3 separate regions of the Mus musculus genome follow, and regions 1 and 2 are each linked to region 3. A link is a loop called in an ENCODE intact Hi-C map of the cell type or tissue named here. Cell type or tissue: heart. All regions are shown on one strand.

What was found. Peaks named below come from ENCODE experiments on the same cell type or tissue, not always from the same donor. Only the 100,000 strongest peaks of a DNase experiment are listed, where the experiment ranks them.
Region 1: a loop joins it to region 3, with 4 times the contacts of the local background. A loop is called at or near these places in 23 of 42 quality-filtered maps.
Region 2: it touches region 3 in a loop (1.8-fold over the local background); 5 of 42 quality-filtered maps call a loop at or near these places.

The regions. Positions count from the first base shown.
Region 1 is chr2:155,959,078-155,967,077 of GRCm38, reverse strand. It overlaps Cep250 (centrosomal protein 250), which reads right to left. Exons shown (of 33, transcript NM_001130000.1): 2 at 4,924-5,206; 3 at 4,122-4,178; 4 at 3,283-3,365; 5 at 2,803-2,968; 6 at 1,983-2,089; 7 at 1,514-1,765. The coding sequence starts at 5,106. Among named protein-coding and RNA genes, the nearest start is that of Cep250, 6.5 kb to the right of the region's middle. In heart, a CTCF peak has its summit at 3,882 (motif pointing left); no DNase peak of the experiment used is centred here.
Region 2 is chr2:156,001,868-156,009,867 of GRCm38, reverse strand. 6430550D23Rik (RIKEN cDNA 6430550D23 gene) reads left to right here and starts at 5,441. Exons shown (of 6, transcript NM_001145351.1): 1 at 5,441-5,527; 2 at 5,883-6,187; 3 at 6,383-6,543; 4 at 6,618-6,767; 5 at 7,382-7,431. The coding sequence starts at 5,933. The coding sequence ends at 7,400. It overlaps Ergic3 (ERGIC and golgi 3), which reads right to left and starts at 1,840. Exons shown (of 13, transcript NM_025516.5): 1 at 1,640-1,840; 2 at 1,433-1,503; 3 at 1,217-1,304; 4 at 889-1,008. The coding sequence starts at 1,727. In heart, a CTCF peak has its summit at 4,276 (motif pointing left); DNase peaks (open chromatin) are centred at 877 and 1,867; H3K4me3 peaks cover 1,854 bases; H3K27ac peaks cover 1,522 bases.
Region 3 is chr2:156,140,304-156,148,303 of GRCm38, reverse strand. It overlaps Nfs1 (nitrogen fixation gene 1 (S. cerevisiae)), which reads left to right and starts at 4,118. Exons shown (of 13, transcript NM_010911.2): 1 at 4,118-4,284; 2 at 4,846-4,937; 3 at 6,062-6,178. The coding sequence starts at 4,164. Romo1 (reactive oxygen species modulator 1) reads right to left here and starts at 4,151. Exons shown (of 3, transcript NM_001164216.1): 1 at 4,024-4,151; 2 at 3,715-3,845; 3 at 2,510-2,702. The coding sequence starts at 3,845. The coding sequence ends at 2,594. Rbm39 (RNA binding motif protein 39) reads left to right here. Exons shown (of 17, transcript NM_001291114.1): 16 at 1-19; 17 at 113-1,065. The coding sequence ends at 213. In heart, CTCF peaks have their summits at 4,082 and 5,281 (motif pointing right); a DNase peak (open chromatin) is centred at 4,133; H3K4me3 peaks cover 2,600 bases; H3K27ac peaks cover 1,969 bases.

The DNA of each region.
Region 1 (8,000 bases), 180 kb after region 3:
AGCTTTGTGCCCAGCACTGCACACATGGCTTGCTTTCTGCTTTCCCGTTTTTGATCTTTTGGGGCAGCATAGGACCATGAGTGCCAAGCTTGTCTAAAATTCTCTATGTAGTCCTCAATGACCTTGAACTAGAAATCCTCCTGCTCCTAAGCAGGAGTACTAGGTCTTAGTTCTCTTGCTGAGTACTAGGCCTATAGGCTTGAGCCGTGACACCTGCCTGACAAGTGCTTCTTTTTGTTTGTTTGTTTTTGTTTTTGTTTTTGTTTTTCGAGACAGGGTTTCTCTGTGTAGCCCTGGCTGTCCTGAAACTCACTTTTTAGACTAGGATGGCCTCGAACTCAGAAATATGCCTGCCTCTGCCTCCTGAGTGCTAGGATTAAAGGCGTGCGCCACCATGCCCGGCGACAAGTGCTTCTTAAATGAATGCTACCCATGAGTCTCTCTTTCCTTAGTATTTGTTCAGTCATTCATTCCCTCATTTACTTATTTACTTTTGAGGCAAGATCGCACTACATAGCCTTCCCTGGCCTGGAACTTGCTTTGTAGACCAGGCTGAAGTTGAATTTACAGAGATCTACCTGCCCATAACTCCAAAGAATTAGGATTAAAAGCAATGACTACTGCACCTGGCTAAAAGAAAAATTTAAGACTTAATAATTTTATTAAGAATCACGTCTAGGGGCCCAAATCACTGTATTATCTTTCACTTAATTTTATTAGAGATATTTAACATTATGAGATAAACTTCAAAGTACTATAGAGACACAAACTTACTAAGATATGATCTTCGTTCTTAATGTCTTCAAAAGCAAAAAGAAAACAAAATAGTCCAACTTATGTAGACCGCTCATAGGCAGAGAGCCCGAGCCATGATAAAGACTCTGCCCTGATAATCAGTGGGACTCTGTTCATGTCTTCCCTCTTAACATTTAAAGAAATCCTATTTCATTATAATCCAAAAATTAAGAGCCAAGGTAGGGGTATAGCTCAATGGTAGAATGTCTGATCAGTATATGCAAAGGCCTGAGTTAAATCCCCAGCACAGCAAAAACAAATAAGCCTAATGTGCCACCCCAAAGAGGACAGATAAGAAGAAACCAAGTTATTAAAGACATACAATGTGCTATAAGGAGCAGGTCAGAAAAACTCATAGGACTATAAGCTACTGAAGTCAGAGATGTCACCAAGAGGTGACATGGAAACTCAACTTTAAAGGGCCAAGCATAGGGGGAAGGAGGGAGGCATTCCAGGCTAAGGCTGGCATACAGGAAGACAGGACTGTGGAAGAGTATGGCCACAAGGAGACTGCTGACATCACAAACCAGCAGGACAGAGACTGGTTGCAAGGTAGCCAGAGGACGTGACAGACCCCAGCTGAGACACTGGACTCAGATGGCTCATTTCCTGTCCCTCTCAGGGTGAAGGTGTTTTTGACATCTTTTCGCCCACCACAATCCCCTAAGGAAGCGAGCTTCCCCTCAGTGGATCTCCCTGGGCCCACGCGTCACCTCACCGGTCCTGCAGCTCTGCCTTCTCTAGATCCCCGTGACTCTTGAGCTGCATTAACTCCTGGCTCTTCTCATGGGCTTCCTTCTCCAGCGCCTGGGTCTTAGCGACGAGCAGCAGCAGCCGGGCTGGCTCACTCTCCTCTGTTCTCCCAGATCCACTGGACTCCCGAGACTGTGCTCTCAGGGTCAGGCGCAGACAGCAGGTCAGCAGGGACCCTGAAAGCCTTGCGTGTTCAGCCTTTAGCTCTGTCAGGTCTCTGAGCACAGGAAGGAAGATCGAAGACTCCAAGGAACCAAGGAAGAGAGCTTGGCCACAAAACCCAAGGTGTCTAAGGGGCAGGTCTGAGAACATCATCTCTCCAGTAACGGCAGATCTCCCTCCCAGCCACTAACCCCCATTCCTCTTCTACAGAGCCTGCTGCCTTAAGTTAGGAATCAGCAGAGGCAAACCTCTCTCCTTATCACCACACTGACCTGTCAGTAGCTGACTTCATTTTCAGGAAGTGACGTCGGAAGGTTACCACCTCTCGCCATAGATTGAGAAGACGACCGTGTTCACCTCTCAAATAGCCCTTGAAGAACTGTGTGTTCAGAAACCCAAGTCATACCCAAGGGCAGGGACCTTGCACCAACACAAGAGTCTTGGATTCCTCATGGCTGCTGGGAGAGGGGTGAAGGGAGGAAGGATTTCAAGGCGATAGCTTATGGATAGAAGTCTATTCAGGTTATACTGAAGAGTTTAATAAAGTTGGTCATGAGATTCAAGAGGTCAGGGGGCCCTGGATGAAAAGTGGCCTTCCACTTGGCTACATCAGAAAAGGGTATGCAGTGGCTGCTTACAAATGGAGCTATTACCACAGACAGAACTGGGTGGCCTAATACATGCAAGTCACCCAGACCCAGAACCCAGCAAAGGTTCAGGGAACATTTGCTTTCTATAGCTCTGATATGAACATTTCCCAGGGCCCATTAGCCATTTTTTCTCCTCCATTCAATCCAGCAGCTACCTGCTTGGGGTCTAGCTATGCAGACCTCCAGACAAAGACAGATTAAATGTTCAGATCCATTTGAAACCTAAGCTAGTCACTTATGCAAGAGTTGAGCCTTATGCTACCTGCCAACAAAGCCTAGACTAGGCAGAACTAGGAAGAGAACTGAAACAGGGGACAGCTGTCAGCTTGGGCAGAGCTAGTCAGAGGCGGGAGCAATGACAGCTCAGTTTCCACCCAGGTCCAAGTTAACCCCTTCTGGTGCTACCTGGAACAGTGTGCATACTCCACTCTTGTTCTCCTACCTCCTGCTCCATCCGCCACTGGCTCTCCTTCCTCACTAACTCATCTCGGGCCCGACTCCAGTCCACTGTCAGTTTTTCCACGTCCTCCTGCAAGGCTTTATTCACCACATCGGCTTTCTCCATGTGCAGCCGAAGCTCGGTGTTCACCTCCACTAGACTCTCACACCTGCACCAGGCAAAAGCAAGTGCAAAATGAAGGTCTGGTCCTCCTCTTGGGAGAAAGACAGGGAGCGGAATTTTCCATTGCCAGGAATTGGAGGACTGAAGTCTTGTTTGCACTTGGGACACAAGATTCCCATGAGGCCCCCTCCCTCCCAGCTCCCCCTTTCCCTTCTGCTTTCTGCCTGCCTTAGGTTACACACAGGAACCACCATGCCCAGCCAGTTTCCCACCCACATGTTCACTCTTGGAACAGAAGTTTCCCATCAACCTTTCCACCCACTGGATAACCACTCAGATCAGGAAAGTTAGGCCCATCACCTCTGCTGCTCCTCCTCCAATCGGATCAGCAACTGTTCCAGGTTGGGCTCTTCTACACTCTCCCAGCGCTGAGGGATCAGCCCCTTGGGAGTCAGAGACAGGCCTTATAATGCTGCAGATGAGCTTCCCCTAGGACAATCCCCTCATGCTTCCTTTCACAGTAGCCACTTGCTTTTTTTTTTTTTTTTTTTGTTCTCTCTTGGAAGCAGTTTGGCCGTTGGGCATCTAACCAGTGGAATGGAAGCTGCATCTTTCACTAGGGGCCTTAACGTCTGTTATACTAATTGGGAAGTCACTCATCGTCTCCAAGCTACAAAATGACGGTGACTGTCATTCCTTTCCAGGAGTTTGCAGCAAAGTGAACAGTGTAAGACGCCTAGGGGTGCCCTGGCCTGCAGGGAAGGGGCTCAATATTCTGGTTTTTTCTTTCTCCCTCAAACTTGTCTGAGGGGAATGAGAAGATGCTTAGGGGAGCTGGAACAAAGAACTTGACAAAGGGTCTTTCAAAGCCAGTCCTACCAGGCAACAAATAAACACATTGCTCTGCTGCAGGCTTGCCTGTAGACCTGTGTTTTCCTGACATACAAACACTGACACCTGCTGGATGAACATGAATTTTCTCTCTAATTCCATCCACATACTGCATCCACGGAAAGCCATGGGTTGGAATCTCTCAGGCCAAGGATCTCTAGAAGATCAGATTGACAGAGCTCTTAGGAGCTGAACACAAAAGGACTCTTACCAAACATCCTATATAGCCCCAGTTATTTGGCAGTATATAAAGCTCAAAAAGTATATTTTGGGGGCACAGGGGAAGTCCAGAACTGAATCTCACTCACCCCAGTGGCTTCTAGTCGCTTCTCCAGGTCTTGACACCAGCTCCGGTACTGTAAAACCTGAGGCAAAGAGAGCAGGCCTGAACTCAGCCACAGCTCACACAAACAGCAAAGAGAGCAGGCTCAGCCACAGCTCATAGAAACTGCATAGCCCACAGGCTCCAAGAATCTTGGACAAACTTGCTGTGAAGGTGGGAAGCGGGTGGTGATGGTGAAGTGAGGCCACAGCGACTTAAGAGTTTCTGTCTGCGGGAGTGGGTGGGTGGGTGGGTGGAGGAACACCCTCATAGAAGCAGGGGGAGGAGGAATAGGGTAGGGGGTTTCAGGGAGCGGGGGAAACCGGGTAAGGAGATAACACTTGAAATGTAAATAAATGAAGGAAGGAAGGAAAGAAGGAAGGAAGGAAGGAAGGAAGGAAGGAAGGAAGGAAGGAAGGAAGGAAGGAATAGAGGAAAAAAAGAGTTTCTTTCTGGGTGTTTAAATAATACTTTCTGGGAGACAGCTCAGCAGGGAAGCACTTGCTGTGGAAGCATGAAGATCTGAATTCAGGTCCCCAGAACCCAGGTAAAGCCAGAAGGGGTGGTGTGTGTTACTGTCCAGCACTCCTACAGCAGGGTGGGAGACAGAGACAGGAGGAGCTGTGACTGTCAAGGAGAGGCTATGGTTGAGAGTTGGAATGTCTGGGCCATCCTCACCAGGATGTTTGGTACTACACGGGCTTTCCCTCCTCCAGCCCTATCCCACCCTAGCGCCCAACTCTTGGGGAGGCTTCTTTTCCCCTTCCCCACAGGGCTGTCTACCTCACCTTGGCCTGCAGCTTCCTCACGAGGGTTGCTTGTCTCTTCTGGGCCTCTTGGGAGTTCTTCAGTTTCCGCCAGGAGGCAGCCTGATTCTCGGCCATCTGCTGCTGCAGCGCCAGCACCTGCCCCTCCAGCACCAGCTGCAAGGACTGGGGCTTCATGTTCAACCCGGGGCTCCCTGTCTCCATGGGCGCACCACAGAACAAATCCGCAGCTCCTGTGTAGCTAGAGGCTGGTTGCAGGAGGGTGTCTAACCATTGTCCTACGTGTCTTAGACCTCCTCTTGAGCTAGAGACCAAAATATAAAATAAAAGTGAAAAGGTTAGATTTCTCAGATTTACTCAACAGACATTTAAGTGGAGTGAATCTGGGCTGAATGAAGTAAATAGGTTAATTAGGTTTTCTTTATTACAGGACTCCTCAGAACTTTCTTTTTCAATATTTATTTATTTTTATATATACGAGTGTTTTGCCAGTATCTATGTACATACATCATGTATATACTTGGTGTGTAAGAGGCCAAAATGAACATAGTCTTTCTTTTTTTATCCGCTGAGCCATCTCGCCAGCTCTTCTTTTTTTGAGATGGGGTTTCATACAGCCCTGACTGTCATGGAACTTGCAATGTGGCTAAGGATGAATTTGAACTCCCGATTCTCCTACCTCTACCTCCCTAGTGTTGTGATTACAAGCATGTGCCACCATCCCAGAAAAACGTTAATAATTCAAAAATAGATGCCAACATTCGTGACTGAAAGAATACATATGCAAACATGCATTTCAGGCTCTTCTGAGGAAGGAACCAGGCCACCTACTAACCCATAAGGTGATGACCAGAAATCTCCTACCTCTCCAGCATCTAAAGACCAAGACCTCGTCTACATATTTATTCTCTAGGTAACAGGTAACAATCTCCACTAGTCAAATTGTTGAGTTCTGGGTTTAAGTTCAAGACCCTGATTAGACACATAAGATGAAGAGATCGAGGGAGACACCCAGTCAACCTCTCCCTCCACAGTGAACATGAATACACCCTTGCACACACATGCCATAGAAATAAAACAACAACAACAACAACAAGAAAAGAACAAAACCCCTCCAAACCACAACCACCACCACCACCAAAAGATTAAACTGAGCCTAAGTTGCTCATGGTGACACAGGCCTGAAGTTTGGCCACTCAGGAGATCAACTCAGAGGATCAAGAGTTGAAAGTCATTTTCAGTTACATAGTAGTAACATGAAATTCTGTCTTTAAAAAAAAAAAGAAAGAAAATTGAATTTTTTTCTTTTTGAGTGTAGGATGGAATAAAGTAGAAATGACTAAGGCTAGACAGTGGTCTTAGAAGTTAAGAGAACTTGCTGCTCTTGCAGAGGACCAGTGTTTGGTTCTCAGCCCCTAGATGGTAGCTCAAAACCACCTGTAACTCCAGTTCCAAGGGCTCTGACACCCTTTTCTGATGGCTGAGGGCAGAAATGTGTAACAAACACACATGCAGGCAAAACATCCATACACATAAAATAAATAAATCTTTAAAACTGTTTAAGTAGAAATGCCTTCTGGGGCTGGAGAGATGGCTTAGCAGTTAAGGGCACCAACTGCTCTTCCAGAGGTCCTGAGTTCAAATCCCAGCAACCACATGGTGGCTCACAGCCATCTGTAATGGGATCCAATGTCTTCTTCTGGTGTGTCTGAAGACAGCTACAGTGTACTCATATTCATAAAATAAATAAAATCTTTAAAAAAAAGAAAGAAAGAAATGCCCTTTGAAACAAGGTCACAGAAGGTGCTATGGCTTGTTGCTTGTTCGATTTTTCTGATCAACCTCTCTGGAGAAATACCTGCTCTGTCTTGAGGACACACAAGTACCTGAGGAGGCCCAGGAGAAAGCATCAGGGCCTTCTGCCAACAGCCCTGTTGGGAACAGCTCTTCTAGCCCCTGGTGGAAAGGTTCAGATCAGGGTCAGCCTTGTCTGAGCCTGCTAAGCCAGCAACACCGCTGATCCGCCCCACACTTCTCCCCCATGGTGAATGCGTGAAATAATAAACAACTGCTGTTTAATACTAAACTTGGAATAACTCATGTTCAGCAACACAACTCAATTGCTGCCAAAGCTCCTCCCAGGCGCTACTGATACCTCCTAAATTCTGTTATTTTGTTTTGTTTTGTTTTGTTCTCATTAGAACAGTTAGAGCATCCTTGTAAAATACAAACCAGGACTGCTGAGGTGCTTCAGGAGTAGAAGTGCTAGCTGCCATCCTGACAACCCGAGGTCAACCCACAGAACCCAGAGTTCAAGGAGAGAATGCCCCGTGGAAGTCATCCTCTAACCTCTGCCTGAGAACTGCACCCTATGCTGGTACTCACATATGCACTCAAAATCAAAACAAACAAAACCAAACATAAACAGCCAGGCAGAGCAGGACAAGCCTAAAATCAGGCATTTGTGAGGCTGAGGCAGAAGGACTGCTACAAATTAGATTCTCCCCAGGGCTACATAGTAGACCTGAAGACAGCCTGGGCTACATATAGAGACCCAGTCTCAAAAAATGAAACACACACATACCCTAGGTACCAACCAACTAGAGTTAAAGAGAATCTTTATACTTGCCCAGAGTATCTAGCTGACCCATCTCATCCAAATGAATTACTCCTGTTTCTTTCTCATCTCCCAGTTGCTCACACACCTCCACCTGCACAGCTAGCCACCCTCCTGTGTGCTGAGCCCTGCAAGAACCACACTCATGTTATCCACATGATTCACTCCCTAACCAGGCTCCTGACCAAATGTCACCTTCTTAGTAAGTTGGACAATGTGAAGTACCACCATACTTACCCACCTGTGCCACATGTGTATACCCACATGTGTGTTCTCCTTACCAAGTCTATATTTCTCTAATTATTATGTACAACAACTAACCAAAATGTAAGTCCCTCTGGTACAAAGACTGGTTTGTGATTGTTGGCTTGTTTGTTTCAGACAGTGTCTTGTTCTGGTGGCTCAGGCTGACCTAGAATTTGTGATCCTCCAGTTTCTGCCTTCCAACTACTGAGACTATACACACACACACACACACACA
Region 2 (8,000 bases), 140 kb after region 3:
GCCTGGTCTACAGAGTGAGTTCTAGGACAGCCAGGGCTACACAGAAAAACCCTGTCTCGAAAATACAAACAAACAAACAAACAAACAAACAAAAAAACAATAAATAAAATCTTTAAAAAAAGATTACTTATGGGTTGTGTACTGATTATATATTACTGATTCCCCCAACTCAGGATGAGGTTTCCCATGGTAAAATGTCATATTTTAGAATGCACTTAATACATCTAAGACACAGAACATTATAGCTTAACTGATACTGCCTTAAACATTCTCAGAATACTTACCCAGCCAACAGCTGGGCAAACCATCTGACATGAAGACTAGTTCCTAACAAAGCACCGAGTACCTCCAATGACTGAGTCCTCTACGCAAAGTGAAGACCTGAATGGTTGTACAGGCGTGCTTTCAAACCATCTCCAAGTCAGAGTGTTGTAAGCTGAGACCCATCTGTATTGCATCCAGCCCTGCATCATGCTCACAAACTGCAAGACAATGCTAGATCCGAACCCAGGCAACTCTACTCGAGAATTTAAGCTCTTAATCTTAGGATACTCGCACTGCAACGGGGGACAGTACTCTAGCCAATGAGGTGGACAAGCAAACTTCCTTTACCTAAGGAAGACCCATGTTCAAGCTTGAGAAACGATAACCGAGCAAAGTGTCTTGCTCTTAACCACTGGGCCCTCTCTCCAGCCCCTAAGGTATTCTACTCAATGTTCCAATACCAGAAGCATGGATTCAACTGACTCTTGATTTTTAATAGTTGTAGAACCCTAAGCAAGCCAGCTGACTTCTGTCTACGGTGTCACTGAGCCTGCAACGGCCCATGTGTGGAAGGCAGGCATGTCCAGCTGTAGGATCGGAGACCTGTCCCCCTCCCCTGGTTACCGTGCCGTTCAGCCTCTGAGCTCACGGGGACGCCATCCTTGTCTAGTCGTTTCTTGAACAGGTTGTGTTCCACATCCAGCTGCTGCTCCCCGGCCACGTCCATGGCATCGATGCTCAAGTCTGGAAACAGAGAGGCAAGCTAAGGCGCTACGACACCAGGGACCCGGAGAGCTGAGCTTTGATGGGAAAGATGTATCTTGAGGAAGAAATGGACTCGGGGAATGAGGATGGCCTGGCATTCACTCTGGGATCTAAGGCCAGAGGTGTAAATCTGGAAGCCCACCCTACGTCCAGGAGTCCAACTCCCCACTCACAATCGGGTACTCACAGGCACAAGGCATGTGCGGGAAAAGAACATCGATGTTGATCTTCAGTTTATCCCCCCGAGACTTGTCCACGTAGAGCTCAGGATGCACCTAGAGCATGTCTACCTCAGTCAGATTCGCCCCTATGCCTCTCCTCGCCTCTCCTCCCCTCTCCCACCTTTAAGGGTCCTGCCCTTAGAATGCCAGGCCCCGCCCACGCTCTAGGCCACGCCCCTCACCTCCGTAGTGAGATAATACTGCAACTCCGATAGGAAAAGCAGGAGCATGAGAAGGCCACTGACGATGGTCACTGCAGGGCGAGAGCGAGATTTGGAACGGCCTATATCCCACCCCTCAGCCCCTTAGCAGGCCACGGAGGGTCCGGGAGCCCGGGCCGAACGCGAGGACAGCTCCCTCCTTGCAACCCTGCCCGCGCCGAGACCTACCCGTGGCACCCCCGCAGGTCTTGACCCGGAAGTCCTCCAGAGTCTTAGGGTAGGCATCGAACTGCTTCAGCTTCCCCAGCGCCTCCATGGGGACCGGCCGGAAAGGGGACACCAGCCGGCCCGCCCCTCCAGCCTCCCGCTTCCGGCCTGGACCCGGGGTCACGCCCCTCGCTGTCTTGCGCAGGCGTAGCGGTGCGTAAGTGGGGCTCCACCCCCTCACCTGCCTCCTCAAAGGCAGTCTAGCTTGTGGACATTGTCACGCCTCCTCGCGCGGATTGGGCAGTGCTCCGAGAGGGGCGGGCTGGGAGCACAGAGGGCGGTGCTTGGGTGCGGAGTGACAGCACCTGTGGTAAGTGCCTCTCCTTGGACCTTTGGATCTCTTAGGACAGCGCTTCCAACTTGACCCCGCCAGAGCCACCGCAGCGTTAATTAGAATTGGTTCCAAACCGGGGTGGGCGCACTCTTTAATCCCAGCACTCAGAAGACAGAGTCAAGCGGATGTCTGTGAGTTCGAGTTCAGCCTGGGTTACAAAGAGAGTTCCAAGACAGCCAGGGATGTTACGCAAAGAAACCCTGGCTTGAAAAATTACAAAAGAAAAAAGAAAGAAAGAAATCGGTTCCAAGGAAATCATTGGTTCCCTCATTAGAAAGTCAAAAGTGGCTCCAAGGTGTTTCCAATGCGGTTAAGGCATGAGAATCTCTGCAGGGGGAAGTGGGTATTAACTGGCTTGCAAGGTGAAGGCATTTGCTGCCAATTCTGAGTTCTATACCCAGGACCCACATGGTGGAAAAAAACTGATTCTTGCAAAATGTCCTCTGACCTCCATATGAATGCCGTGGCGTGCCCTTGACTACACTCACAAAAAAGTAAATATAATCTATAAGTTATTTTTAAAAGAGAGTGGGTGTTAACTTTGCTTTTTTTTTCAAGCTTAAACTGATCAATAGTGGAACCCAGTTCTGGACTTCAGAGTACCCTGGGTTCTTAAACAGCGTCCAAGTGCTAATCCCAGTGTGGGTCAATAAATAAAATAAAGACGTTCGCTGATTCCACCCCTCCAGGACAAGGCTATGGAGTGGAGATTAAACAAACCCTTATTTGCTTTCTGTTGTAACCCATTAGCTCTAGACAGCTTAATACCGCTATAAAGACTAAAACAAAGTGCTCAATAGTTTTGTTTTAAGAAAGTGTCTTTCTGCTGCTCTGGCTGACCAGGAACACCTGGACTCCTGCCTCAGCCTCTTAGCGTCTCATGGGAGGTTTCTGTTTTGAAGATTTATTAACTATTTTTATGTGTGTCTACATGTGTTTATGTGTACCAGATGATAGTACGGGGCATTGGATCCCTGAAATCTGGACTTATGGGCAGTTCTGAGTCACCCAATGTGTGCTGGGAACTGAACCAGGGTCCCCTGAAAGAGCAGCCAGCAACCATGCTGTGCTCAGTCTCCATGCTTGAGCTTAAAGGTCTTGACGTAGAACTCTTGCTTCAGATAATAAATCCCACTTTAGGAATCTATTTTATGCTGTTGAATTCAATTTCCTGTCAACCTAAAGAGGTTTTGTTGTTGTTGTTTTGTTTGTTTGTTTGTTTTTGTTTTTTTCTCTGTAGACCAGGCTGGCTTCGAACTCAGAAATTCGCCTGCCTCTGCCTCCCAAGTGCTGGGATTAAAGGCGTGCGCCACCACGCCCGGCTCACCCAAAGAGAGTTTTTAAGATTTTATTTTGTATTTTATTTTAGATAGGGTCTCACTATGCCTGGGCTGGCCTTGAATTCTGCTTGCCTCTGCCTTGCAGAAGCTGAGATTAAAGGCATGTGCTGCCACATCTAGACCTTAAATGTTTTTGTTAGGATATGTTGATTATCCATGATAATGGGTTTATGAAATCTTCATACATATTCATAATGTATTTCTATCACACACACAAGCCCAGTTAGTTACCCTCCATAGGCCCCCTTCTCCCAGCAACCACATGGTGGCTCACAGCCATCTGTAATGGGATCTGATGCCCTCTTCTGGCATGCACCATATATATATATATATATATATATATATATATATACATATATATACACAGAACACTCATACAAAAATAAAAATATTCCAAACAAAAATTGTACCAGGTGGTTATAACTTATGCATGAGTTCATGAGATTGCTCAGAGGCAAAACACTGGAGTCAAATATGGTCATATATAGGGATCAGTTCTGTAAGGGTAAATTGTCAGGTCTCCAGAAAAAAATGGAATAAAAACTATTTGTTCTTAAGACCTTAGAACTATTAATCCTTAGAACCTGCATTTTAAAAAGATGGGTGCATGCCGGGCGTGGTGGCACACGCCTTTATTCCCAGTATTTGGGAGGCAGAGGCAGAGGCAAAGGCAAGTGGATTTCTGAGTTTGAGGCCAGCCTGGTCTACAGAGTGAGTTCCAGGACAGCCAGGGCTACACAGAGAAACCCTGTCTCAAAGAAAGAAAGAAAAAAAAAAAAAAGATGTGTGCAAGGGCTTGAGAGATGACTCAAAAGTTAAGCGTATGGCTGTCCTTTCAGAGGATCATTCCCCAGAACCCATCAGGTGGCCCCCAACCATCAGAAACTCCAGTTCTGCAAAATCTGAGCCCTCTTCTGGCCTTTATGGGTACTGCATGCACACGGTGCACATGTATACATACAGGCAGACCATACTTACCAGCTTGTGTGGGAGCTCTGTATAGGGAGCCTGGTAGCTGATGCACACCATAGCACCAGAATGACACCCCCAGCTCTCAGCAACTTCATGGGGACGGCTGTAAACAAGCTGCAGACCTTCCGGGTCAAGACAAACCTCTTCAAGCTGCAGGATCAAACTCAGGTCATCAGCTGGGGTGGCAAGGGCTTTCGCCAGCAAATCATCTCACTGACCCTTCTAACTGCTTTTAAGTTAATTATCATTTCTGGGAACTGGGAGTAGCCCTGGCTGGCCTAGAACTCCATATGTAGACCAGGCTGGTCTCAAACTCACAGGGATCTACCTGCTGCTGCCTCCTAAGTGCTGAGGGTAAAGGCTACACCACCATATCAGGCTGGAAATTGGTTTTTAACAAATAGAGATGGACTTATCATTCTTATCTCAAGATGAAGTACACTGTTTTGTTTTGTTTTGACCAAGACAGGATTTCTCTGTATAGCCCTGGTTGTCCTGGAACTTGTTCTGTAGACCAGGCTGGCCTTGAACTTATGGGATCTCCCTGCCTCTGCCTTCCAAGTGCTGTAATTAAAGGCATGTGCCACCACTGCCCATCTGTTTTTGTTTTTATATGAATTTATGTATATATATATATCAGATCTGGGTCTTGTTTAATTACTCATGTAAAAAATAACCATTCTAATGGAAAAGAAGTTTAGCCTAGTGGTTTTGCAGGGAGAGTTGTTAAGGATCTTGCTTTTGTTTTTATCTGGCTATTTTGAGTAAATGAAAACATTCTTGAGGGCTATTGAGGTAACTTGGTGACTAAGCTGGACAATTCCTAGAACCCACATGGTGGTTCTATGACTACCACATACATGAACCATGGCCTGAATGCCCACACACACATGCACAGATACACTAAGTAAATCTGACACAATTTAGAAAGCTCTTTCCAGTTGCTTCCTTTATCATAGTCTGTTATATAAATATATATTAGGGGCTGTAGAGAGCTGTCATAACATAAATCTAGAAAAAAATAAATAAGAGAAAGGGTCATGACAATATCCAATACTCTGTGTTGATTTAAAAGAATTTAGGGGAGAGAGTAAGAATTCTGGAGGATCACAGTGAAACCATGGCAGCGGGGGATGGTGGGGTCGCTGGCAGGCAGAACCATCTTGGAATGCTTGGCTTCTGGGGGAAACTACACAGGTTCAGGTCAGCAATCTCAGATACCTAATTGAAGAGAGATGAGGACACTGTGGCCCTGGGCTCTCACTTTCAGTACTAAAGAGCCTGATGACTGTCCCCTGTAGGGTACAGGACAGTGGTCACAGTGTGGACTCTGATATAATGAGTGGCGCTGACAGCCAGTCTTTCTGCAGGGAGCACTCAGGACACTCTGTGCTAGCATCTTCACTAGGCCCAGTCAGAATCCTCCCTGGGGGTGAGAAAATGGACAGGAGGGGTACATTGGAGCTGAAGGGAAGGCTGGGGAGCTGTGGAGGCCAGCATGAGGGGATGCTCATGCTGTCTCGTGCTGTCCGTGGCCTCAGCCCCCATGTCCTTTCAGGTGAAGAAGCCAGTCTGTTCCCTGCCACATGAGCCACTGCCTGGGCAGACATGGAGCACTGCTGGGTCTTCTGGGGGCTTGTCTTGTGGATGATTGCTCCCTGCCTGTACCTGACACATGAATTGGCACCCCAGCAGGGATGGACATACATGGTACCACAGCAATGTAACTGGTTCTGCTTCAAATTTGGAAAGCGTGGCTGCCCTTCAAAAAGCCCCAACTGTTCCACCTGCCACCACACAGCTGGGGAAGCATGTTATGAGAAGTTCATGGGATACTGGAGGACAAAAGCTCTCTGGTGGCTGGTCAGTTGTTAGCACCCAGACCTGTGCTATTGGCTTCACTCCCCAGGCCCAGTCCCCCATCCTCTGGTCCAAACCCTTTCTCTTGGCTACTGCTTACCTTTCCCCTCCCCAACCTCGGCCCATGGTCTCTCCTCCTGCTCCCCAGAACTGATGGTTGGTGCCAGAATCCCCACCTTGTCTTTGTGCTGTTACCAGGGCATGAACTCAGTGAGCGAGCATGGGACAGTGTGGAAGAAGCCATCTGGAGTGACTCCCAATTCCCTCCTGCACCATTTTGATTTCCACTGTGTGTCCTGTGCCATGCTGGGGAATTCTGGCTTCAGCAATATCAACCAATTATTCTACATGGCTTTCAGGTGGGTACTGGGAAGGTAGTAGGGTCCAGGTTGGTCTTGTCCCAGATTCAGTCAGTTTCTGCCTTTGTTCCAAGGACGAATCAGGCCTCCAACCACAGCTCCGAGGCAGAGATGAGGAGCCAAACAGCAGGACCCTTCATCTGTCCCAGGAATGCCAGTCACCAGGGTTTCTGGGGGCAGTACTGGTTATTGCAGCTTGCTGATCTGGTGCCCCAAGTGACACGGTAATGGAGATGTGTTAGACATTCTCAGAGTGGGGGGACAGGGAGTTTTCCCTGGGGAGGTGGGAGGAATGCTGGGAAGTCTGGGCTGCTTTTGGAACGGGGATAGCAGAAGGGTAGGATGTAGCTGAAAAGTTTCCTGGTATCATGGTGGATCTGTCAGGATTCACCAACAGAAGAATCAGATTTAATACGGCTTAAAAGATTGGGTTTTAGTTGTTGTGCCCAGAGATTGAGTTACCATTTCTGAGCTAAGTTTGTGTGGTGTTTTTCTTCTCGAGACAATTCAACTGGGTTCCAGAGAGTACGGTGGCAAAGTGTGGGGGCACCACAAAAGCTGTGGGGGCTTCGAAGCATGGGGCTGGCATGGTAATGACTCGCCAGTGGGAACCTAGAGAGCTAGGTGGAGTTCTGAGTCAGAGTCTCCAAGGGATAAAAACAAAACTGCCATTGCCTGCCAGTGCATGGATGGCCGGCCAGGCTGCTGGGACAGAGGCACAAACGCGGGATCGTGCCAGTTCATTTTTAATATTTCTCACAACAGGTGAAGGACCCTGAGGGATTTTCTTGGGTCACAGGAACTTTCTAGAATTTCACCATCTCCAATTCTTCCATAGATTTTGGAAGATGGTCTGATTCCCTAGATGCGCAAGATAGTAAAGATGAGGTAAGAAGGTTGTGGCTCTGATCTGCTCTGAGCAAGGACTCAGGCAACTAGCTGGATAACCAGGGTGAGTGGCCAGAGTCTGGTCTGCATGGTCAGCACAAACCCATTCATATCCTCAGCACAGAGGCCAGAGTTGTGTGTCTATACTCATTCCTCCTTGCCTTCCTCTGTTCTATTCTGCCCTTCATGTTTACAAAGCTTATTTTATTTTATGTGCATGAGTATTTTGCCTGCATGTATGCATGTGCATCATGTTCATGTCTGCTGCCCTCAGGGGTCAGAAGAGGGGCTGGATTCCTTGAATATGGAGTTACAGATGGCTCTGAGCCATCATGTGGGTATAGAACCAAACGCATGTTCTCTGCAAGAGCAACACAAGCTCCTAACCAATGAGCATCTCTCTAGCCCTTATGCAGTTCTCCAGCACTTTAGCTCTCTAGCCACCTTTTGTCTCAACTTGCAGCCCCCAGCCCCCTTATTTTGAGACAAAAGTTTCTCTGTGTAGGCCTGGCTATCCTGGAACTCACTCTGTAGATCAGGCTGGCTTTGAATTCGCAGAGATCCTCTTT
Region 3 (8,000 bases):
CATGGCAGATGGTTTGCTGGTGAGTAACTGCTACGAAGACTTTATGTTGAAACACCAAGTGATTAACATTGAGTAAAAACTGCTTACCCAACTTTTTTCTTTTTGTCAACAGGTAAAATGATAACAGCAGCGTATGTACCTCTTCCAACTTACCACAACCTCTTTCCTGATTCTATGACAGCAACACAACTACTGGTTCCAAGTAGACGATGAAGGAAGATACAGTCCCTTATGTATATAGCTTTTTTTTCTCTTGAGAATTCATCTTGAGTTATCTTTTATTTAGATAAAATAAAGAGGCAAGGGTCTACTGTCATTTGTATACAACTCCTGTTACCTTGAAAAATAAAAATGTTAACAGGAATGCAGTGTGCTCATTATCCCTAACTAGCAAATCCTACTTTATGCAAAGCTGTTCTCTTGTTCTGCTGTTTTAAATGTCCATGTAGAAAATGACATTAAGGATCTATAGAATAGCTCTAGGGGAACAAATGTGCTTTCTGTATAAAGGCAGACAGGTCACGTTTTAATGTTTCAGAAACCTAACTTTTTACACAGCAGTTACAATTCACATTCATGTATTTGGCTCATGGTTCAGCAAAGGTTTCCAGAATCCACATTTAGTGTGTGAAAAGTCTAAGTGGCTGTATGGCTGCTTGGCATTTGATCTTGATTATTTGGCAAGAATGGGATTTCAAAATAATATTTCTCGATGGTAATTTTTTCAATTAATGTCTCTGTAAAAGTTTCTTTGTAAATACTGTATGTTTTAGTGTGTCTTGAGATTCCAAACAAAATGATCCCTGCATTTCCTCAAGGTGGCTGACGTAACAGATTGAGTAAGCAGTCTTGGGCAAGAGATGGGAAATGCAGAAAAAGGTTTTGTCTGGTTGCATATAATCTTTGCTCTTTTTAAGCTCTGTGAGCTCTGAAATATATTTTTGGGTTACTTCAGTGTGTTTGACAAGACAGCTTGATATTTCTATCAAACAAATGACTTTCATATTGCAACAATCTTTGTAAGAACCACTCAAATAAAATTCTCTGAAAAAGGCCACAAGAAAATTTTCGTTTTTCAAATGTTTTCATGTTACAAACTTAAGCAAAGGCTATCACAATATCCTTTGGGTTTCTTTCCTTCTTTTTTTCAAGTTAGTGTTTCAGCATTACATGCCTCAGATCTACCAAAGACTGAATATGTTACTCTCCTAACCTCTGGGCTGCTCGGAAAGGGGAGCTGTGTGTGTCAGCATACATGCCTAGACTAAGCTTATTTCATTCTTAGTGATAGACATCACTGTTGGTTGTCTAATACCACTACTACCAAGTATGTCCTCTCCACTGAAGAAAACAAGTTGCCCCTTGAAAATGCTCTCATCCTTCTCTACGTGTTTATCATTGTCTTTAGCTCTATAGTTTACAAAGTCACAAAAAAATACATAAGCACTACCATTCCTAACTCGACAAAAATAGCACCTCAAACTACTTCCTGGTCCCCAGTTACTCCTTAAAATGCTGAAGTCTTCACTACCTCATTCTTCTCTTTTCTTTTGACACCGAGGTTTCCTAAAGTCTTGACTGTTAAAAGCTGGTCACAAACCAGGAGGATGTCCTCAAACTCAGCTCCTTCTTGTTTCTAATATCCCTATGTTTAAAAAACAATTTCAATGTTTTCTTTATGAACAATGTCTATAAACATTGTTCCTGGATATATGTATACCACATACATGCTTGGTACTTGTGGAGGTCCTCTGGAAGTGAGCTTATAGTTTGTACAACAGGTGCTACGAAGTGAAGCCAAGTACTGCCCCGTCTTTCAATCAATTGGCACAATATGCATTGTAATGAATTATTTAGCCTTTTAGCAGATAGCAACTGTAGGAGGCTGTGGATTGGAACAAGGGAACTTAATTATGAATTCAAAAAAAATAAAGTATGACCTACTTGGGTGTCTAAAGCTTGCCAACCAATATATCTTACATCCTAGATGTATCAAGAGAAAAATAACAAAATTGTTTCTTGAATAAGATGTTCAGTAAAGCGTTTTGAATTGTCAGTTGTTATTACCTAATGACATTCTGAAGATCAACCAGAAAAACTCACCAAGGCTAATCAGGTTTGTATTCTTGGCCATCACAGGGGTAAGGTAACAAAAATTCCTGTAAGGAATTTTGTTAGCAACCTAGATAATTAAAATGTTCAATGCTGAGGCTGGTGATGTTTTTCTGAACTAGACAATCTCATACAATGTGCTGTTAACAGGATACCTGTTAGTAAGCAACTAAAGTTTATTTAATTGGTATGCTGGACAGGTTTAACGACGAGTCTCCATCTTCAGAGTGTTTGGATAAAGTGTGTGTATCAACAAGCCTGGGTAGAGATTTGGTTATTTGTCTCCAGAAGACAGATCATAGTTAGAATGAAACAATTTTGGGTCACCATTGAGATGGGTACTGGGACTACCAAACCTTTGGGTCTAGGATAAATACTAGGTAAAAATAGACTGATATAACGAGAAGAAAACAACTTTATTATTGTACAAGGGTCGAAATGGATGGGGAAGTTTAGGTATTGCAGGGCATCCTAGCCCTAATTAGCATCGTATGCCCATTCCAATGGCCATGAAAGTGCCAAACGTGCCGCCACTCTGCATCATGGTTTTCCCAATGCCGCCCATTAGCTCCCGACCCCGCATTCCGATCCTGAGGAGGAAACCAAGAAAGCAATTTGGGAATACAATTACAGGAATAGAGATTTGAACTAAGTACCCCCCTTTAAAATCTGTTGAATATATTAAGCACTAACAGCTTGACAATCTCATTTGTCATTCTTAAAATGCTACTCTTCCCCACATAGGATTAGCAATGACAAGGAAAATATCTATCTAGGGTCTCTAGGACCTGTGCTGAATGCTGCATTAGTTTGTAGATGCAGAGATAATGAAGTACATGGGCAAGAAAGCAGTCGTGTTTGTGCCTCTATGGTATTTTATCATTGAGTAGCCAGTTTTCTTCTAGATAATTCCTTAGTGTTTTGTTTTGTTTAACCTAGATTGAGTCAAGCGCTGCAATTTATAAACTGCATAAAGTGTAAAATGGACATTACAGACTCGGTAACTACACTTTTTAATTTATTATTTATTATTATTATTATTTATTTTGAGACGGTTTCTCTGTGTAACAGCCCTGGCTGTCTGGAACTCACATTTATATACCAGGCTAGTATCGAACTCAGGAATCTGCCACTCCGTCCAGAGTGCTGGTGGATTTAAGGTGCTCACAGCTAATGCTCGGTGGTTAACTACAGTACTTAGCACTACAATTAAACTAGTGCTGGGTAAATAGTAATTTATAAGCACAGTATCCAAATGTGATAGCAGTTTATCTCAGAGGTAGAATATTTCACTACACCTAATTCTCATCAGGCTTGCTTCATTACATGCAGTTGGGAGTTAAAACGCCATGCAACAATAATAACCCTTCGCTAAGTAATTACGACGTGCCAGATAATGTAAATCATACTAATATGATTGGCTCTTACAAAAGTGGAGGTAAGTGTCCAGTACTCCACTAAACTCAATAACACTGAACTAACAAAGGAGTCAGAAAGCCATTTTGACTTTAGAACTCAGATCCGTAAATCCTGTGCTTTCAACCTCGTCTGAGTGGGCTCTGGAGCCCTCGGAAGGCAGGAAGTTCTGTCCGCGAGGCTCACCTGAGACAGGAGAAGGTGCCGAACAGCGCCCCGGCCGCCATACCCACTGCGCAACCCATGACGAAGCCCATCTTCACGCGGTCGAAGCAGCTGGGCTGGGACTGCCCGTAGGGACCCACGGCCACCGGCATCTGCGGCGAGAGTGCTAGGACAGTGAGGGCCTGGTCACCAGCCGTGGCGTCGGCCAGGGGACGCACAGCAGGGTCACATAGCACCCGGGTCAGAAGCCAGCCCGCGGCACGCCTCCACCACCCTCGCGATGGAGGACCCCGCACGCGCGACGCAGGCCACTGTCGGGCCCCACCTCACCTCGTTCTCCGCTGCGATCGCTCAGCTCGACGTCTCACTCCGAATGCTAGGCGGAGGGCGCTCGCGGTCCGTGGGATCGCTTCCGGAGCACAGCGCAGTTACTTCCGGGAGCATGGGCTGAGGACTTGCAAGCGCCGCGGATGGTGGGCTCTGTGGCTGGGAACATGCTGCTGCGAGCCGCTTGGAGGCGGGCGTCGTTGGCGGCTACCTCCTTGGCCCTGGGAAGGTCCTCGGTGCCCACCCGGGGACTGCGCCTGCGCGGTACGTTCCCTTTCCTTTTCGTTCCCACGGTTTCTGGAGGAGCGAACCCCCTTGGGTCGGTGCTGCTAAGCACTGCATTATTGCGGATCCTACCCGCCTTGTTCCATCGCCCAGTCTCTTAAACCTTCCCGTCGCCCGGTCTCCTATTTGTTTTCGGGAGGGCCCTTACATACTGCTCCGCACTTCCCTTGAGCGGAATTCTCATCCTTCAGTTCTCTCCTGACCAAGTCTTAAAGATGCTAGATGAGCTTCCTCCTGCCGTGAACCTTTGAAGGAACCTGCGCTTTTCACTTTTCTTCTAAATGGCTTTGCTTTTTACAGCTCGTCCCACTCGGTGCTATGTAGTTTAAACATTGCCCCCGACTGCTGCTGCCCGCGCCCTTTCCAAGAACCCTGTGTCTATTACTTAACTCGATGTCTTTCAGCGCGTGTTGTTGTTTGTTTACTTTGACACTGGACCTCCGCCTTCCTTAAATTCACCTCAAAGAAGCTTTGACCATCTGTTGTTTTGTGTGCCCTTCGTCCACGGTTTCTCACTTTGCCACTGCTATCTGTTGTTAGTTGTAGATCATGGCCCCCATTCGCCTGTTCACTCAGAGGCAGAGGCAGTGCTGCGACCTCTCTACATGGACGTACAGGCCACCACTCCTCTGGTAAGGACTAACAGAGGTTCTTTGTAGGGAGGAAAGGTTAGAAGGACAAATTTCACCGACAGGCTAAAATTCATCCGACTTGAGAACTATTAAATGTGCTAGGAAAAGGAGCTGCCAGGAATCAGGAGGCTAAGATGTTAGTTTAGTAGAAAAGGCTTTACTGTTTTTTAGCTACTGACCCTGTCAGATCCTTCCAGTACAGGCATTATAACTAATAGTAATTGCTCGGGTGTTGGAGCTGGACAGTGTGGCATGGGTAGTTTGAGTGAGCTTAAGACCAGCCTAAGCCACATAGGGAGTTTCAAACCTATGTTGTTATTTTGTTTTGTTTTTAATTTTATATATACACAAGGACACTGTAGCTATGCTCAGACACTCCAGAAGAGGGCATCAGATTCCATTACAGATGGTTGTGAGCCACCATGTGGTTGCTGGGAATTGAACTCGGGACCTCTGGGAGAGCAGTCAGTGCTCTTTAACTGCTGAGCCATCTCTCCAGCCCCCTCAAACTTTTGTTTGTTTGTTTGTTTGTTTGTTAAATGTGCCAGGCATTGGTGGCACATGCCTTTAATCCCAGCATGGGGGGCGGGGGCAGAGGCTGGCAGATTTCCGAGTTCAAGGCCAGCCTGGTCTACAAAGTGAGTTCCAGGACAGCCAGGGCTATACAGAGAAACCCTGTCTCAAAAAACCCAAAAAGAAAAAAGAAAAGAAAAGTGTGTATCAGCACACCTGGCAGGCTTATAAATATGAGGTCAGATTCAACTACATAAGACCTTATCTTTCAATAAGTAAATGAAAAAATTAAAGAAAGACTTGTGGGAATTGCAGAACATTGCAGTTTGAAGTGGGCAACCTGGCAGGCTTATAAATATGAGGTCAGATTCAACTACATAAGACCTTATCTTTCAATAAGTAAATGAAAAAATTAAAGAAAGACTTGTGGGAATTGCAGAACATTGCAGTTTGAAGTGGGCATATATCAGGTTGCTATTTGATTAGTGTCTGAGAAGTGGAAGAAAGCAGAGAGTATCTGAAAGGTTGGAAATGCACTGAGCAAGGTTGGCAGGTAATGGTGGCTCGAGCAGGTTCTGAATTGACTTTGGGCTCTGTTTTCTTCTGTTCAGGATCCCAGAGTGCTTGATGCCATGCTCCCATACCTTGTCAACTACTATGGGAACCCTCATTCTCGGACTCATGCATATGGCTGGGAGAGCGAGGCAGCCATGGAACGTGCTCGCCAGGTTAGCACGAAGGACTGTGAGGAGTTCCAGTCAGTGGTCTATGTGACCTATTTCTTTCTTACAGATGGAAATAGCTGTTTTTCTAGAAGAGACTCAGGTAGTAGCTCTGGAATTTGACACTAAGTGTTTAATTAGTTCCCAGCTTCCCTAGGTGACCTCTGACAAATCCGCTCATTTCTCTAAGCCTTGAACTCCTCATCTACCAAGTGGAAAGTGAAATAGTTCATGCTGTATAAGATTATTGGGGAAATTAAATGAGGCAGTGCTCGTAAGGTTAACACTTGTGCATAACTCAAAACACATGTGGAAAGAGTTCAATAAATACATTTTTAAAAATGCATTTCGCGGGTCAATGGGACATGTCCATGGGTACCTTAACACAATGACTTGAATTTGATCCCTTAAATCTCCGTGGTATGTGTAGTTTTGTCTACACCACTTTATGTTCTTGGCTGGTTACACCTGTGTACACGGCCCAGAACCTATCTCACATCCAGGAATAGGAAACCACACACACCACGAGCTGGAGAGTTGGCTCAGCCGTTAAGAGCACTGACTTCTCTTCCAGAGGTCCTGAGTTCAGTTCTCAGCAACAACATGGTGGCTCACAACTGTCTGTAATGGGGTCCAATGCCCAATTCTGGTGTGTCTGAAGAGAGCAACAGTGTACTCACATATTTAAAATAAATAAATAAATCTTTTTAAAAAAGAGCCAGGTGATGGTAGCGCATGCCTTTAATCCCAGCACCTGGGAGGCAGAGGCAGGCGGATTTCTGAGTTTGAGGCCAGCCTGGTCTACAGAGTGAGTTCCAGGACAGCCAAGGCCACACAGAGAAACCCTGTCTTAGTAAATAAATAAATAAATAAATAAATAAATAAATAAATAAATAAATAAATAAGAGAAAACATACACACATCAGTTATTCTTTTTTTTTTAAGATTTATTTATTTATTATATGTAAGTACATTGTAGCTGTCTTCAGACACTACAGAAGAGGGAGTCAGATCTCTCGTTACAGATGGTTGTGAGCCACCATGTGGTTGCTGGGATTTGAACTCTGGACCTTCGGAAGAGCAGTCGGGTGCTCTTGCCCACTGAGCCATCTCACCAGCCCCAGTTATTCTTAAAATGCCTTGGAAAGCTCAGTGAGTGTGTACTCCTAAATCCTCCCCTGCTACCCTAGGCCCAGTCGGTAAAGTGGCCGCATATCCATTAGTTACCTTTAGCTTCTCTCCACTACTGTGCTACTGTGCACCCTTCTCCTCTCTCCCCACAACTCTCAGTGTCCCGCTCTCTGCTCAACCATTGGTTACTGGCAACTTTATTGATAGATCAAAAAGCAACTGGAGGCAAGGACCTTCGGGGTCAGCGAGCGCAGATTCCTGATGAAATGAAAGCCTCAGAAGTGTCCTCTGCATAAACCTGCTGTGGCAGGAACGGCCTCCACCCCAAAGTATATAAATAAGTGCAGAGAACATTGTTTAAAAACAAAACCTGCCATTAAAAATAATTATGCATATGGATGTTTAGTGTGAGTGCGGATGCGCATGCACACAGGCACCATGTACATGTGTGATGCTGGTAGAGGCCAGAAGAGGCTGTCAGATCCCTTGGAACTAGAAATTAAAGATGGCTGTGAGCTACCATGTGGGTGCTGGGAACTGAAACTGGGTCCTCCGCAAGAGCAGCAAGTGCTCTTAACTTACTCAGCCGTCTCTCCAGCCCCCCGCTTTTCGCTTTTATCTAAGATGGCTTGGAACTTCCTGTGTATCCCAGACTGGCCTCAAACTCTTGGCCTCAAACTTAACCTCCTTAGTGCAG